2 separate regions of the Homo sapiens genome follow, and region 1 is linked to region 2. A link is a loop called in an ENCODE intact Hi-C map of the cell type or tissue named here. Cell type or tissue: transverse colon. All regions are shown on one strand. Links, peaks and the distances in the headings refer to the core of each region. The heading gives the core; the rest is flanking DNA. Region 1 overlaps FA2H (fatty acid 2-hydroxylase). Region 2 has its middle 10 kb from the start of FA2H.

Region 1 (2,806 bases), core at 275-2,774, 58 kb before region 2:
TGGGCCATTACTCCCAGTCTGGGGGTCTGCTGCCTGAGCCTTTGCCTTGGACACACTCTAGGACACTCCCAGATCTTTCTCTCCCAAGTTCTCTGCTAATCTGTGCTGGGTTCATAGGCCAGTCCGAGTCTAGCTCTCAGCTGTGTCACCCGATGAAGTGATTTCATTTAGTTTCTTAGCAAAGAATCCCACATCATGTGTCTTTTGGTGTGACACTCAATGAGAGGCACTCAATCTCTCTCTCTCTCTTTTTTTATTGCTATGCCACCCGATGATTCCATTTAGTTTCTGCTGATGTGTTGTTGGGTTTTGTATCCATTTGGGGGGTAGATGGGAGTCAGACAAAATTCTTCTTTGGAAGACTATTTCTACAGAGAGGCTTCACCAAAAATGTCTGTGATGTAGTTTGGGGTTCTGTGCTCTCAGAAACTCTGGGCCAGGGAAAGCACTGAGGTCTCCTCCCTCTAGGATCCTCAGGGCAAGTCAGGAAAGAAACTGGCATTACCTGTTGTAAATGACGTGAAGAGTCGGACGTTGCCCTGGGCAAAGGTTCGGTAGTAGGACCAGCTGAGATACAGCACCAGGGGCACCCAGATGATGGGGACACTGTACCTGCAGGAAGGCCATCAGGGTGAGAGAGATACATGCACAGGAGCTTGACAGAGTACAGCTTTCTTTTTTTTTTTGAGACGGAGTTTCACTCTTGTTGCCCAGGCTGGAGTGCAATGGCGTGATTTCGGCTCACTGCAACCTCTGCCTCTGGGGTTCAAGTGACTCTTCTGCCTCAGCCTCCCAAGTAGCTGGGATTACAGGCATGTGCCACCACACCCAGCTAATTTTGTATTTTTAGTAGAGATGGGGTTTCACCATGTTGTCAGGCTGGTCTCGAACTCCTGACCTCAGGTGATCCACCCACCTTGGCCTCCCAAAGTGTTGGGATTACAGGCGTGAGCCACCATGCCCGGCAGGGTCCAGCTTTCTTAGAGACACATAACTCAACTGGATTGGGGACAAGATGACACCAAAGCATATGCAGAATGCCTATGGAGACCTGGGGTCAAAGGGACACTGGTACAGGGAGTGGGGAAGAGAAAAGAGGAGAGAGGCTGTGAGTCCATCTGCCTCCTGTCTCTGAGATGAGTTACTGGCAGAAAAGAACTGTGTCCCCAGGGCTACTGACTCTATGCAACTGGTCAGATGCTGACCTCTTGTGGCAGAGGAGCTAATTGCAGGCAAAATTGTTCCCATGCGCATCGTGGGCAAGAAACTCCTCATAAGAGTCTGGAATAGACCAGAGGTGGCATTCAATGTAGTTTCTGGCTACATGCTGGGTTGTGACCCACCCAGTGGACAAAACCATGCATAGGGATGAATTATTCCCATGGCATGTTCCTCCCTCCCTGACAGCTTTACAGCATAGACCTGGGCTCTGGGGAGGGACTCAATTGCCCCCTCCCTTTCCATATCTGATTGGCACCGTCAGAAGAGAGGGACAGCCTGCCACAGGCTCAGGGAAGAGCTCACCAGACAGTCTTAGAGAGGCCCTCAATGAGGTCTGAGTGGAAGAGGCGGATGGGCCTGGTCACCGGCTGGTGAACCCACTCATCGTACTTCTCTCCCAAGTGGCCCACCTGCCACAGGAGAGGCTTTCGCCAGTCCACCAGGTCCTGCAAGAGATGAAGCCAAGTGGACGTTTGATATTCACGTCTTCCCATATTCGTTCTCCCATTTCCTCGTTACAGCATCCCAATCCCCTGCTCCTACCTCAGCTCCTGTGATCTGTGTGGGGCCACCCACCCTCCTGCTTCAGTGATCAAGAACTGACCAAGCTGCTCATCCCAGCCCCCAGCCACAGCAATAGGATCCGGTAAAGGTTTGCGACCTAAGCTGGTGTGATGAGCCATCAGATGATCCCTCTTTCTGTTGGAGGTGCTAAATCGGCAGGGCATGAGCCTGGATTTACTAGCAGAGCCTGCCTGAAGATGCCACCAGCACAGAAGATGGCCAAACCAAGAGCTAGAGAGACAGAATCTCAGTGATGATATCTGAGCATCCAGATTCAGCCACATCTGAAGTTTAAAGTCTTGCTCAGGACTCTTGAGGTACAGGAGGTAATACATTTTGTATCAGGAATGAAGTGGGCTCTTTTCCCCAGGCTTCTTGGTGTTGGCCTGGGTAATTAATTCATTCAATCATTTATTCAGCAATTTATTTTTTATATATATATTTATTTCTATGCTAGGTGCTGGGAAGAATCAACAGGAATGAAAGAGGCCAACCTTGTTTCATGTAGCTTAGTGCTTACAGTTAGACTCGGAAGTCAGGCCTGGGTACAAATCCATTTGCCATTTACTGTGTGATTTCTGGAAAATTACTTAACCTCTCTGAGCCTCAGTTTCCCCAGCTATAAAATGGAAGTAATTGTTGGTTGCAGTAGCTCATGCCTGTAAACCCTGCATTTTGGGAGGCTGAGGCAGGATAACTGCTTGAGGCCAGTAGTTTGAGACCAGCCTGGGCAATAGTTCGAGACTCCGTCTCTTCAAAAATAAAAAAATAATAACGGTACCTGCATTAAGTGCTCAATGAGATGTGGCATGCCAAGCAGGATAGTTTAGTGGAGATACAAAGCAGGCTGAGATCCAGAGGCAGAATGGCTGGTACAAATGCCCGGGTCACGGTAGGCGAGGAGGGCTTTGCAGAGGATCTGGGTTTTGGTTTGGAGTTCATCAACATGGGGGATTTGACAAGGGGGAGAGAGGAAAGGATGACAGGGAGTGTGGGCACAGATGTAAAGTTGAATATGGTT
Region 2 (2,806 bases), core at 164-2,663:
CCTGCCTCAGCCTTCTGAGTAGCTGGGATTACAGGTGCGCGCCACCATGCCCAGCTAATTTTTTGTATTTTTAGTAGGTGGCCAGGCTGGTCTCGAACTCCTGACCTCGTGACCCACTCACCTCAGCCTCCCAAAGTGCTGGGATTACAGGCGTGAGCCACTGCACCCGGACTTTTTTTTTTTTTTTTTTTTTTTTTGAGATGGAGTCTTGCTCTGTCACCCAGGCTGGAGTGCAATGGCATGATCTCGGCTCACTGCAACCTCTGCATCCTGGGTTGAAGTGATTTTCCCGCCTCAGCCTCCTTAGTAGCTGGGATTACAGGCACCGGTCACCACACCCAGCTAATTTTTGTATTTTTGCAGAGACAGGGTTTTGCCATGTTGGCCAGGCTGGTCTTGAACTCCTGACCTCAGGTGATCCGCCCACCTCGGCCTCCCAAAGTGCTGGGATTATAGGCGTGAGCCACTGTGCCCAGCTGAGGAACATTTTTTTTTTTTTTTTTAGACGGAGTTTTTGCTCTTGTTGCCCAGGCTGGAGTGCAATGGTGTGATCTTGGCTCACCACAACCTCTGCCTCCCGGGTTCAACCAATTCTGCTGCCTCAGCCTCCCAAGTAGCTGGGATTACAGGCATGCGCCACTACGCCCAGCTAATTTTTTGTATTTTTAGTAGAGACAGAGTTTCACCATGTTGGTCAGGCTGGTCTTGAACTCCTGACCTCAGGTGATCTGCCTGCCTCAGCCTCCCAAAGTGCTAGGATTACAGGCGTAAGCCACCGCACCTGGCCTTTAAAATTTAAAGTAGTTTATCAGTCTTTTAGTTTATGATTATGGCTTTTGTATCTTAAGAAATATTTGACTACCCCCAAATTATAAATATATTCTTCTATATATTCTTTTCTTCTGGAAGCTCTATTTTTTTACTTTTCATATTTAGATCTAAAATCAACTTGGGATTGATTTTTTTAGTATGGTGTAAGATATGGGTCGAGATTAGTATTTTTTTCCATGTATATATCCAGTCTATTCAGCAACACTTGTTGAAAAGACCACACTCTTTTCTACATGGCTCTGAGGTATCACTTTCACATAAATCAAATGTATACAGTCATGTGTCACTTAATGGCAGGTATACAGTCTAAGCAATGCATCATTAGGCTATTTCATCATTATATGAACATCACAGAATGTGTGTACATGAGCTGGGTGTGGTGGCTCACGCCTGTAATCCCAGCACTTTGGGAGGCCGAGGCGGGTGGATTGCTTGAGTCCAGTAATTCGAGACCAGCCTGGGCAACATAGCGAAGGCCTGTCTCTACAAAAATTAGCTGAGCCTGGAGGGACACGCTTGTAGTTCCAGCTACTCAGGAGGCTGAGGTGGGAGGATTGCTGGAGTCTGGGAGGTGGAGGTTGCAGTGAGTCGAGATCATACCACTGCACTCCAGCCTGAGCAACAGAGCCGGACCTTGTCTCAAAAACAACAACAAAAAACTTGCATTAAAGTTCACAAAACATAAAATTCATCATTTTAACCATTTTAATACATACAACTCAAGGGCATTAGTACAGTCACAGTGCTGTGCAATCATCTTCTCCAAATATTTTCACCACCCCAAAAGGAAACCCCAGATCCACTGGCAGTCCTTCTCTATCCTGTTCTTCTCCTAGCTCCTGGCAACTACTAATCTGTTCTCTGTCTTCATGGATTGTCCTATTCTGGATATTTCATAGAAAAGGAATCATACAACATGTGACCTTTGTGCTGACTTCTTTTACTTAGCACAGCATTTTCGAAGTTCATCCACGTGGCAGCAGGTGTCAGTACTTCATTCCTTTTCATGGCCCAATAGTGTGCCATTCTATGGATATATCCCATTTTGTTTATCCATTCACCGGGTGACTGACTTTTGGGTTGTTTTTACCTTTGGCTATTACGAACAGTGCTGCTGTGAATATTCAGTTTCTTTCTGTATAAAATAGGGATCAAAAATTGCTGTCCTGGCTGAGTCAAAGGCTGTCAGGAAAGTCAAATGAGATAGCACAGAAGAAAGTTTTCTGTGAGCTGCTTGGCGTCGTGCAAGTGTGGAGTGGAATCTGGTGTTGTTATTGTTATGGTTAAGATCATGATCATGGTTATGGACATGTTCAGCTATCCTGGCATCAGGGAGGAGAGGAAAGGTCCCAGGCCTGAGCTCTCCCTCAATGCCAGCTTGTCACCCAGTGCCCAGTGTTGGTCCGTCTGGCAGAGGCCAGCTGCTCACAAGTTATATTAGTCCATTTTCACACTGGTGATAAAGACATACGGCTGGGTGCAGTGGCTCATGCCTGTAATCCCAGCACTTTGGGAGGCCGAGGCGGGTGGATCACTTGAGATCAGGAGTTCGAGACCAGCCTGGCCAACATGGTGAAACCCAATCTTTACTAAAAATACAAAAATTAGCCAGATGTGGTGGCAGGTACCTGTAATCCCAGCTACTTGGGAGGCTGAGGCTGGAGAATCGCTTGAACCTAGTAGGCAGAGGTTGCAGTGAGCCGAGATCACACCACTGCACTCCAGCATGGGCAACAGAGGAGACTCTGTCTCAGAACAAAAAAAGAAAAAAGAAAAAAAAGACATACCCAAGACAGGGTAATTTATAAAGAAAAAGAGATTTAATGGACTCACAATTCCATGTGCTTGGAGAGGCCTCACAATCAGAAGGTAAAAGGTGCTTCTTACATGGCGGCAGCAAGAGAGAAATGAGAGCCACACAAAAGGAGTTTCCCATTGTAAAGCCATCAGATCTTGTGAGACTGATTCATTACCA

Evidence for each region. A loop is a pair of places that touch in the nucleus more often than their neighbours do. Peaks named below come from ENCODE experiments on the same cell type or tissue, not always from the same donor. Only the 100,000 strongest peaks of a DNase experiment are listed, where the experiment ranks them.
Region 1: a loop joins it to region 2, with 5 times the contacts of the local background. A loop is called at or near these places in 12 of 110 quality-filtered maps.

Annotation. Positions count from the first base shown.
Region 1 is chr16:74,725,720-74,728,525 of GRCh38, forward strand. It overlaps FA2H (fatty acid 2-hydroxylase), which reads right to left. Exons shown (of 7, transcript NM_024306.5): 3 at 1,525-1,667; 4 at 506-612. Among named protein-coding and RNA genes, the nearest start is that of MLKL, 26 kb to the left of the region's middle. In transverse colon, for the core only: a CTCF peak has its summit at 1,217 (motif pointing left); a DNase peak (open chromatin) is centred at 552; H3K27ac peaks cover 577 bases.
Region 2 is chr16:74,783,423-74,786,228 of GRCh38, forward strand. No RefSeq gene overlaps it. Among named protein-coding and RNA genes, the nearest start is that of FA2H, 10 kb to the left of the region's middle. In transverse colon, for the core only: no CTCF peak of the experiment used is centred there; a DNase peak (open chromatin) is centred at 1,249.